2 separate regions of the Mus musculus genome follow, and region 1 is linked to region 2. Evidence: chromatin contacts called from ENCODE POLR2A ChIA-PET data. All regions are on one chromosome and are shown on one strand. The core of a region is the stretch at or near the end of the contact, and the rest is flanking DNA. Distances in the headings are between cores, read along the strand shown.

Region 1 (6,075 bases), core at 1,397-3,896, 170 kb before region 2:
TCTGCTCCTCCCTGTTCCAGAGACAGCCGCATCTTCTTGTGCAGTGCCAGCTTCGTCCCGTAGACAAAATGGTGAAGGTCGGTGTGAACGGATTTGGCCGTATTGGGCGCCTGGTCACCAGGGCTGCCATCTGCAGTGGCAAAGTGGAGATTGTTGCCATCAACGACCCCTTCATTGACCTCAACTACATGGTCTACATGTTCCAGTATGACTCCACTCACGGCAAATTCAATGGCACAGTCAAGGCCGAGAATGGGAAGCTTGTCATCAACGGGAAGCCCATCACCATCTTCCAGGAGCGAGACCCCACTAACATCAAATGGGGTGAGGCCGGTGCTGAGTATGTCGTGGAGTCTACTGGTGTCTTCACCACCATGGAGAAGGCCGGGGCCCACTTGAAGGGTGGAGCCAAAAGGGTCATCATCTCCGCCCCTTCTGCCGATGACCCCATGTTTGTGATGGGTGTGAACCACGAGAAATATGACAACTCACTCAAGATTGTCAGCAATGCATCCTGCACCACCAACTGCTTAGCCCCCCTGGCCAAGGTCATCCATGACAACTTTGGCATTGTGGAAGGGCTCATGACCACGGTCCATGCCATCACTGCCACCCAGAAGACTGTGGATGGCCCCTCTGGAAAGCTGTGGCGTGATGGTCGTGGGGCTGCTCAGAACATCATCCCTGCAATCCACTGGTGCTGCCAAGGCTGTGGGCAAGGTCATCCCAGAGCTGAACGGGAAGCTCACTGGCATGGCCTTCCGTGTTCCTACCCCCAATGTGTCCGTTGTGGATCTGACGTGCCGCCTGGAGAAACCTGTATGTATGGGGAGAGCTGGGCTTGTCTCTGGTGTGACAGTGACTTGGGACAAGGATAGTCATCTTGGGGTTTGTTCTTATCAGGCCAAGTATGATGACATCAAGTAGGTGGTGAAGCAGGCATCTGAGGGCCCACTGAAAGGCATCTTGGGCTACACTGAGGACCAGGTTGTCTCCTGCGACTTCAACAGCAACTCCCACTCTTCCACCTTCGATGCCGGGGCTGGCATTGCTCTCAATGACAACTTTGTCAAGCTCATTTCCTGGTATGACAATGAATACGGCTACAGCAACAGGGTGGTGGACCTCATGGCCTACATGGCCTCCAAGGAGTAAGAAACCCTGGACCACCCACCCCAGCAAGGACACTGAGCAAGAGAGAGGCCCTATCCCAACTCGGCCCCCAACACTGAGCATCTCCCTCACAATTTCCATCTCAGACCCCATAATAACAGGAGGGGCCTAGGGAGCCCTCCCTACTCTCTTGAATACCATCAATAAAGTTCGCTGCACCCCCCAAAAAAAAAAAGAATAAGGCGAAAGTGAAATAGGTTATTAGGTTTCTTTGCACGTTCAAAAAGATAGAACTGACTTACTCTCTCTTTGAAATAATTCTTCCATACCAACTACATTATATAGCATATATTTAAACATATCCAGATAAACAATATCGAGGTTCAAAAACAAGTTTTCAAGTACATCTGTTTTTCTTCAGAGCTGGGACTGAATCCAGGACCTCACTGATGGGGAGCCAGCACTCTGCCAACCTACAATACCAGTAACCACAAAAAACCTTCCAATCACGAAAATGAAAAGATAAAAACAAAATATCAATTCTAGTGGAGGGTAAAGCACGCACTTCAAAGCAGAACATGATTATGATCAGCTGCTTCTAGCTGGTAATCTTCAAAGTAAAAACTTTGGCCCAACAAATCTTTGAGTCTCACTTTCACCTAGCTAGGGCACAGCGCGCCCCCTACTGGGAGTTCCTGACTGAATTAAAAAGCTCACTTTTAATATATACTTGAGGAGTTTAACACCAATGTTTGAAACTTTAAGGGATTTTACAACTCATCGTCGTACAGTTATTTGTTTCTTGTGCCCATAAAGTTCATTTTCAACATTTTCCATCAGAACCATCCTAGCCTCGCAACAAACGTCAGGGCTCTCATATCTCTCTGCTTTTCCACTACCTCTCCCATGATGCCTTCCATTCCCTCCCACCCTAGGTGAGTCTCGACCTGGATGCTGAGAATAAAACCCAGGTCCTCTGCAAGGTTCTTTTAACCACGGAGTCAACTCTCCATCCACCTCCCACACTAGGACCCGCACCTTCCAAATCCCACTGAGGGACTTCAACTATGACCCCCTGAGCCCCCGCGAGTTTCCGTAGCTCGGCTGGGTGGGTGGGAATGTGGTGTGCTCCGGAGGTATAGATCGCTTTGGTCTGCGCCTGCCCGGAGGAGTCGGGAAACAGCAGCCACAGCTCCTACCTTCCCAGCCATGGTCTAGAACGACTAGCTTGGGCACTGGCCACAGACAGAGTCTGGCAGTTCTAAACTCCACCCCAAGCTGACCACTGAATCCCTGGGCTCTGCCTCTCACACTTTGTTAAGTTTATCCTTCAGTTATTGCACCACTCTCGAGCAACAAGCACCGCCCACAGACTGGTGCCTCAGGCCCGGGCTCCGCCTCTTGCCTGCCTACGTTCCGCCCTCGTCCTGTTGCTCCCCACCGGGCTCCGCCTCTCGCGCACCAAGCCCCGCCCTCAGTCTATTTCTCCACATCCGGGCTCTGCCCTCTGGACCCCTGAGCTCCGCCCTCAGCCGCTGGCGTCACACCGAGGCCCCGCCTCCCACGTGCCAGCGCTCCTCTCCCAGCGCTCACCGGTCCTTCCAGCAGTCCTCAGGTTGCACGCGACCGGCAGTGAGCTTCCACTGGGTAGGGGTGGGAAGCCGGTGGCTCCGGGCAGCGGTGATAACCCAGCAAGGAAGCAGAGTCGCATTTCGGAGCGTCCACTCGTAACGCGGCCTCTCGCACACGGAGCTCGTAGTCCAGGGGAGAGGAGGCCAGGGCGGCCCTGGAGAGGTTGTAGGTGCAGCGGATCGGCCGTAGAGACCCCGTCGGACTCAGGAAGGCACTGTCAGCCGCTCGGAGCGGAACCCCTTTCCCAGACAGTAGAGTCACCCCTCCCCCTCCGGGGACCGTTACTGGTCGCCTCCTGAAGGATCAATCTGGGATTGTCCGCTAAAGTGGCCTTAGGCACCGTTAGTCTAGGGCTCGCTGGCTTGTGGCCTCAGAAGGTAATGCTCTGGGGTACCACTTTTATGTAGGGATTGTGCCCGGGGCTGGGGCATGGGCGGGAGCTAACGTCCACAGGCAGTGCCAGCAATATGCCAAATGCACCAAGCACCAAGGCAAAGCCACAAGGCTGTAGATGTCTTCTTTCAGGCAACCCAGTTTTGTGCTAAACCTCAATAGACTTTCTTTTGTCAGGACCATGGCAAAGAGTGGAACACCAGCTATTCAGGATGTAGATGAAAGTCGCTCCCCAAAACTAAGAGTGGTGTGAATTATATTTAGTCCCTGCCTCCAAGGGTTTATTAAGATAATTTAAAATGCCTTTGAGATGACAAAAGTTAAGACTCATCATTTTACTTAGATTTGCCTCCTATGGTTATAATTTTAGGCTCCTTCATAAATCCTACTAACATTTTACTATATATTATTTTTTCATTCATCAATTTCATTTCATCCTCCATTCCCTTCAGTACCACAACAGGACTACTTAATCCTTAGAGGATGTACAGCCAAACAAGGTGACTAGCCATCGGCCAGGAGAGCTTATTAAAAGATTTCATTTCTTGGGCATCCAGGTAACTTATCCACAAAAACTCATTGGTTTTTTAAAAAAAATTATTTATGTGTTTTGGTGTTATGACATATATATGTATGTATGAACCCTTGGAACCCTGAAACAGGAGTTACAGACATGAGCTGCCATGTGGGTGATGGGAATTGAACCCAGGTCCTCTGGAAGAAAAGCCAGTGTTCTTGAGTCATCCTGTTCTGGGATTATTTTTCAAGACATTTCTCATCTGTGCCTTAAAGACTAATAGAACTGTAACTTTTAAGTGTATCTTAAAGGGCATTTTTTTTTTCCTGGAAGAAAGGTTTATTGCATAAGGAAATCAATAGTGTGAAGGTAATTAAAATATTTTTAATTTATGCAAAAGTGTTTCATCTGTATGAAAGTTTTTGTTTGCTGCATCGTAGTAGTCAAGAAGTTCTGGAGAATTTCAGATTTTCAAGATTAGGGACATTTAATCATTTGTTTTTTTTTTAATTTTTTGTTTTCTTTGGAAAGTTTTGGTAGGTTTACTTTCTATTACTTCCACATCTAGGGGGTGGGGTGTGTGTCTCAATATATTGCCTGTACCTGTCTCTAACTCCAAGGCACAAGCAATTCTCCTGCCCAATCATATGCTGGAATTACAGGATTGTGACTTCATAACCTTCTACCTATATTTTGATAAGACATTGGATTTACAGTTTGATAGTGACATGGGATAAGAATTTGGGGACTGTCAAAAAATATATATGAGAACTTAGAAGCCTGGAGAGCAGAGTGTTATGGATTGAATTAGGTTCCTTAAAAACTTATATGTTAGCCTGGTACAGTGCCATATATATCTATAATTCCAGCACTTGCAAGATAGAGGTATGAGAATGACAAATTCAAGGCCATTCTTGCATATATATATATATATATATATATATATATATATATATATATATAGAGAGAGAGAGAGAGAGAGAGAGAAAGAGAGATGGATATAGTGAGTTTGAGGCCTGGCTTGGCTATATGAAACCTTGTTTTATATATATATATACATATATATGTATATATACACATATACATATATATATATATATACACACACACATATATATGTATCAAGAAAAATCCCCAATGATATCATATGGTTGCCCTCCCAGACTAATATAACCATTGTCAAGAAAGTAAAATGGCCCAGGTACAGGGTGTATGTCTGTCATCCCAGAACTCAGTACAGCAGGACAAGAGCCTGGGTTACATAATGGCACTACCTGAAGAAGCAAATGGAAAGACAATACAGAGGGCTGGAGAGATGGCTCCATGGTTCAGAGCTCTTATTATGCCAGGCATGGTATCAACCTTCTTTAACCCTAGTACTCAGGACACAGAGTCAGGCTGATCTCTGTGCGTCCAAGGCCAGTATGTAGAGGGACTTTTTTAACTCCCCCCCCTAAACAACAACAACAACAAGCAGCTCTTGTTGCTTTTGCAGAAGACCTTGGTCCCCAGCACCAAAATGGTAGTTTACAACCTCTTATAACTACAGACGAAGGGGATCTAATCCCTCTTCTGACCTCCATGTGCACCACCACACCTGTGAAATCACATAGATACATGCTGGCAAAACACTTGTACACATTAAATCTTTAAAAGGTTTTCTTTTTTAACGATAATACAGATTGGGAAAACAATTTGCAAGCTCTGTCTCTTACAGTCTGTCTTGAATATATGAATAACTCTAAACTCAACAAAAGACAGCCCTATTTAAAAATGAGAAGCGATGCTAGGCAAGTGGCTAAAGTCTGTATTTCTGGCTACTAGGGAAGTTGAGGCAGGAAGATCACAAGTTCAAGACCTGCCTCAGCAACTTAGTGAGACCCTGTCTCAAATTTTAAAAAGGAAAATGAGGACAGAGGGTATAGCTCTAGTAGAACACTGAGCACAGAGAGAGAGAGAGAGAGAGAGAGAGAGAGAGAGAGAGAGAGAGAGAGAGAGAGAGAGAGACAGAGACAGAGAGAGAGACAGAGAGAGAGACAGAGAGAGAGACAGAGAGAGAGAGAGGAAAGGATGAGAGGAAGGAGTTGAAGAGATCTTTCTTTTTATTTGCTTTTTTTATTGGATTTTTTAAATTTACATTTCAAATGTTTTCTCCTTTCCAGGTCTCCCCTTCAGAAACCCCCTATCCCATACCTCCCTTCCCCTGCCTCTATGAGGATGCTCATACACCTACCCACCCACCCACTCCTCTCTTCCCTCCCTGGCCTACACTGGAGCATAGAACACCCTCAGGCCCAAAGGCCTCTCCTCCCACTGATGTTCAACAAGGCTACCCTTGCCACATATGCGGCCAGCACCATGAGTCCCTTCATGTGTATTCTTTGGTTGGTGGTCCACTCCCTGGGAGCTCAAGGGGTGTT
Region 2 (5,814 bases), core at 2,980-5,479:
AGGGCCCAGAGCGGAGGCGAGTGAGTCATGAGAGTATGTACAGTATAGGGCTGTGAGGGAGAGAGCCGCTCTCTAGAAGACGCAGCCTGCCCTGATTTGTAATATGAACTAAACAATTAATTCATCCCTTCTTAGAACTGTGAGCCCTCCCACTGAGACAGACCTTATTTGTTTTCTTCATTAGTTTTAGGAAACACACACACAGAGCAGCTATAACAAAGTATGTTTAAACTCTATTTTCTCCTCCCTCCCTCCCCCCTCCCTCCCTCCTCCTGCCCCCCCCCCCCACACACACTGTGTAGCCTAGCATGGCCTAGAGCTCACAGTCCTGACCTAGCTCCCCAAGAGCTGGGATAACTGGAGTAGTGTGTGCCCAGCTTCATTTAGCTCCCGACTCTCTACCTCTTCACAGCCATTGTTAGCCTCCATTCCAAATCCAGATTCCAGCTGTTTTTTGTTTCCTTAGCAAATGGGAGAGTGGCCGCTGCTGTTTCCTGCCTAGTGAGTCTCCATGTAGACTTCTGGGAGGTGGGCCTCTGGCTAGCCACCACTCACTCTCTCCTAAGGAGTTTGCTTGGCCGTCACTCCTACAGCCAAAGATGCCAAATTTGTAGTCTAGAGCCTGGGGCGTGAACCTGCCTTCTACAGGGTCCTCCAGCCTGCTTATCCCTGGTCGCTGCAAGCAGCACCTTGGGCTCCCCTCAAGTCTGGTGTCGTGGCTCAGCTTAGGGCTGTGAGATGCTGCCACACACCGTCACATACAGGAGTGGCCAGCTTGAGCCAGAAGGTATACACCTGATGAGGAAATCGAGGGAGAATGAGCCCTGCCCCTCCTGGTGCCTGGGAAGTTCTGTAGAGGCACAAAGCTTGGCATTTCCCGGGAAGTTCTTGTCTCCTGGCTGCCAGTCAGATCTGGAATGTCTGCTTCTCGGTTTCTCACATTTACTTTTCTTGCTCTTCTTTGAGAGTTTTGCACTTGTTATACCCCTCTCTTTTTTCTTTTCTTTTTTCCTTAAAAAAAAAAAATCCTGGGGGAGAGGGAAAGCTGGTCTGCATTGTCTGCATGCAGAGAGCCCCTCAGCCCCTCAGCGGCAGCCAGTGCCTTCAGGCTCCTCTGGACCTGATAGGGAGGATTGAGAGGGACTGGGAGAGTAGCGTCTGGAATCCCAGATCTAAGGAACTACAGCAGCCAGTGCTAGCCTTTCACTGTCTCTCTGTCCCCCCACCCCCGTTGCCAGATGCAGGCAGCTTCCTAGGCCCCACGGTGACCACAGGCCTGGCTCCCCGGACGTTGCAGAGTATAGCTCCAACTTTCACATGCTACACAGAGTAGCTTGCAAAGTAGCTCCTGTTCTCACCCAGGCCTGCTCCCTCAACTGCTTCCTGAGCGGGCCACAGTCAAGTCCTTCTTCCCTTACCCACTTCAAAAAGCCCTGGTCCAAGGCAGGGCCACAGGGCAGCTCTCCCCACTCAGCCTGCTGTGTGGGCTCTGCATCACTCTGTTGGACTTCCCAGGGTACAAGTGGAGCCAGGATAGAAGGGCTGGTTTCCAGAGCTAGCAAGTTAGCTGGTGAGCTCCTGGGACCCCTGGGTTGTCCCATTCATCTTGTTATGGATGCCCAGGAACCTGCCCATATTGACCTGTTACTAGTGAATGGTTTCCCCAAGGGGAGGGGTGCGATCTGACTCCATCTGTTTTTGTCCTCTCTTCCTCCTACATTCTGCTGTACCTCCCCCTCTCCACTCTTTATTACAGCCCTCAGGACCTGGCTGATTACCTGTCCTGTCCAGAGCATCGCCCCAGCCATCTTCCTCCCTGTTCCCCTAATTCAGTATGCTTTTACCTAATAACCCCACGCCCCCAACCCCATGCCATCCCAGGCTCCCTCTCGTACTTTTTCTGTTAGACTGGAAGACTGCCAAGGGCATCAAGTGTTTAAGATCCAAGAGAGGAGGGCACATGGGCTTGGAAAGCACACCCAAACCTACCGTTTCCTTTTCCCTAAAACAGAACGGTCACCACACCTATGTGGTAGGGTCAGCCTGGTGGATGTAAGGGCTGATGAACTGCATTTTCTCTTATTAGTCTGATTGTGACTCAGCCAGGTGTCGCAGTGAGACTTCACTGTAGCTTTGACAAGGGTGACTAGGGGAAGCAGGGCCGTGACACTGGGCAGCCTTCTTCTCTTGCCTGCCTGTTACCGCCTGACTTTCTGGTCCCAAGCCCTGGAGGTACACATTCATTTCTAATCAGACACAATGATGGGGCAGACCAGGGACCAGGGGAGACTGGTGTGACCGATGCAGGTGTGAGCTAGGGAGAAGAGATGGGAAAAGACTAATCAGGCAGGGGCTAGCATGGGGACCCTTGGGGACACGTCATTCCTTCCGAGATATAACGGTACCATCTTGTGTTCAGAGCCTGTTTGCTCTGACTGGTCTCGCCCCTGTCGGTTCACTCCACATATAAGACACCTGGGTATTCCTGAACTCCACACTGACAGGAGGAATGGTGGCCAGCCAGGGGACAGCAGCTCTCCTGACTCTAGTCCAGCTGGGGGGTGCCCCCACCGGAAGTAACGTTCTAAGACAGAAGTGGTAACCTTGTATCCTGGAGCAGGCAGGTGAGGCTGAAGAGGACAGGAGGTGTTAGATGTCCTGGTCAAAGAGCTCAGCACTCTCACGGGAGCCAGCTAGACATTTGCTTCTTTTTTCTTTTGTCTTTGTTTTTTTTTTTTTTTTCAGACAGTATCTCAGGACCATTGGTCCCCAAAGGAGAGACCCAGTGGTGGTTGTTCACACAGAGCTTTGCTTCTGAGTTCAGAAGGGACCCAGAAGAGTCAAAACAGATCTCAGAGTTATCACCTCTAGGGTGGTGGTGGGGCAAAGTGAAGGTGAATTCCCCCTAGTTGGAATCACTGCCCCCACCCCCCACCCCTCGGGGCATAGCCACAACCATCTGAGTCTATCTGTGCCTCCAGTAACTTCCTGTCCTAACTAGATTTTGTGCTGCCCAAAGGGCAGGCAGTAGTACTATGGTGTTTCCTCAAGGGCTCCCCCTTGGGGCTCAGGATAGAGGGTTGGGGGTTGCAGAGTAGACTCCATCTAGCCGTCCCTATGGAGTACCTTCCAGAGGCTGAGCTCCTTGTTAGCTGCTGGGAGCCTGGTAAAACTTAGCTCCCACACTGACTCACTGCACAAAGGAGAGACTCAGTGTCTAACCCCCGCACCCCCACCCCACTCAGTCTTCTAGTTTTTATCATTTGCAAACCGTGGTGGCCCCAGGTCAGCAATGCAGACTTCTGCATATAAGCCCAGAGGAGGCTGTCTTCATTGCAGCGCTTCACAAGAGGATGAAGGGCTGTTTTTGGATGTTCCTCTGGCAGGCACATACCTCCTGTCTTTTCTCTGACCTCGGCTCCGAGAGGACTCGGGTGTGACCAAAAAAGCATTGCTACCTTGCTCTTCTGCTGGCAAAAAGCAGTGCCCCACTTGAGCCGCCTGCCCCTTGCAGCCCGCCGTCCCACTCGGGAACGCGGAGGCGGGGGCTTGCGCAGCTGCAGGAGTCTCTCGGAGCCGCGCGTGCGTGTGCGCGTGGAGGGGGCAGGGAGGGCGGCGCGCCCCGCGGAGGCCTGAGGGCGCTTTCCTACACCTTGCGTCTCTGCTGCGGCCCCTCTACCAGTGCGCAGTAGCCATTCTCACGTGTGCAAAAGCGTGGTGTGTGTGTGTGTGTGTGTGTGTGTGTGTGTGTGTGTGTGTGTGTGTGTGTGTGTGTGTGTGTGTGTAAAGGTACTGCTTGGGACCATGTGCCCCAGGCTAGACAGGCCCGACGTTCCTAGGGGGCGGAGGCCAGCCTAGTAGTGGCCACCGTTTCTTTCCCTTCCAGCCTTTCCCCCCAGACCTATCCTCTGGCTTCCTAGGGTTCTTGGTGTCTCCAGTTCTCCCCCTCCTCTAGTCGCGGCCCTTGCTGGGGCAAGAAACCAGTGCTTTCCCATGGAGGTGTTAGTTCATTCCTAGCCACTGAGCGAGCCCTTGACATTTAGAAGGGTTCTGGGCACACTAGTTTAGGCACACAAGCAGACCGCTAATCCTATTAAAGATATTGTGTCATTGGGGAGGGGGGTAGCTCCCCTACCGGAGCCAGGCAGACCTTGAGCCCATTGGTCGGATGCAAAGCAGGGGGCGGGGCCCAGAGCCCGGGGAAGGGGCTCTAGGCGATTTCAGAGTCGAGAGTCAGGGCTGGAATTTCGCAGGGCAAGCCCAGCGGTTGCAGCTGCAGCGGATCCGAGGCTCTCTGCCCGCGGCGCACCCGGGCAGCCCAGGGCCGGCAGCGGCTCCGCAAAGTCGCGGAGCAAGGGAGGCCGAGCGCCCGCAAAGTGGTGGGGCTCCGGGTTGGAAGAGGCGTGCCTGCGGAGCTTGGATCCCAGCGCCCTTTCGCCTCGAGTGCTGCGTCCGGTCGGTGGTGCAGCCGCCCGGGAAAGAGCAGTCAAATTGCAGCCTCCCTAAAGAAGCCTAGTTACGCAGGCGAGCCGGCTCCCCAAGCGTGCTTATAACAGTGCCGCAGAGCCCTCCCGGGCCAGCGGGCTAAGGCTGGGAGCGGGGCGCCGTCCCAGAGGCAGTGAACCCCCGGCAGTTGGTTGCTCCGCTATTGCTCGCGGGTGCAGAGAGGGGGCGTGCGAAGCTCCAACAGCCAGCTTGCTCAGAACCCGTGCCCGACCGGGGTGCCCCCTCCGTCCCACTCTGGGAGCAATGCCCCCCGCCCCTCGTGCCCCCCGGGAACGAGGCGAGCATGGAGAAGTCGAGTAGCGAGGATTCTTCGATCCACCGGAGTCCATCTTTGGACAGCAAGGACTCGGACTTTGCCAAGCCGTCCACCTCTGGCCGCCCGTTCGGCCGCGGCTTCACGGCTGGCGCCTTCTACGGCACCGCGGGTTCGCGGGGTCAGAGCCGCACGGAGGCCGGCATTAAGACTGACAAGTACAATGCACCCAAAGGCAGCAAGTACGTGGTGTTTTACCTGGACCTGTCCTTTGTGTTCCTCCTAGAATTTAAGAAGTGCAACATGGCCAGGGGCTGTCTCTGCTGCTTGAAGTACACGATGTTCCTCTTCAATTTGATATTCTGGGTAAGTCCTTACTGTTGAGTCTTCCGTTGCTCCTTCTCCTTGCTTTCCACCCTAGGAATATCTTCTACTTCCTCCTCGCTCTACCTTATCTGCCCAAAGGTAAGTGCTTTTAAAAATTGAAGGCACCCTCCCACTCCCTGCATCTTTCTGTTCCCTTTTCCCTCTTCTCCATGGCTGAATGGAGGCTTCAACTTGTCAGTCTTCCAGGAGAGACACGTTCTGCTCCCAGGAAGCTGGAAAGTTTGCCACTGCTTCCTTCTCCCAAAAAAAAGGCACACTGAAGTACCTGCACCAGGGAACCTGCATCATGGGTGTGGGTCAGACGGCACAGCTGTGCCCCTGGGTTGGTGGGGGGCCGTGAGGATGGTTTCTGAGTTTCTTCTATTGCTCCTGGAGGCAGGAGGCCAGTCTGTAGCATTGTGGGGGTGGGGTGGGGGTGTGGAGGTCACAGTCCCCTGCTCATTTACATGGTTCCCAGGAAGAGGAGGAAGCAGCCATACACGATGAGGGACAGGCTGCTGCTTTTGAGGGATTGCTGTGGGCTGGGCAGCCAGCACTTGGCCAGGCCACTCTTTCCCAGGCTCCAGGAGCCTCCAGGATGAGCAAAAAGGACAAAGGGAGATGATTTTTCTAGAGAAAGTGTCAATGGATGGGCTGGCTTGGGAATATCGTCTGTCTCATGTGTGACG

The links. ChIA-PET counts read pairs that join two places held with the same protein, here RNA polymerase II (POLR2A).
Region 1: POLR2A ChIA-PET joins it to region 2 with 16 read pairs in embryonic stem cell. The contact joins the enhancer-like site here to the promoter of Tspan9 in region 2. POLR2A ChIA-PET finds 5 or more read pairs at or near these places in 2 of 5 experiments (Patski and embryonic stem cell).

What each region holds. Positions count from the first base shown.
Region 1 is chr6:128,197,227-128,203,301 of GRCm38, reverse strand. It overlaps the pseudogene Gm4691. Among named protein-coding and RNA genes, the nearest start is that of 9330102E08Rik, 16 kb to the right of the region's middle. Within about 2 kb of position 2,646, at least 1 of the 3 ENCODE cell types and tissues checked has a DNase peak (open chromatin) inside an H3K27ac peak, as active enhancers do.
Region 2 is chr6:128,033,477-128,039,290 of GRCm38, reverse strand. It overlaps Tspan9 (tetraspanin 9), which reads left to right and starts at 4,229. Exons shown (of 7, transcript NM_001379136.1): 1 at 4,229-5,125. The coding sequence starts at 4,790.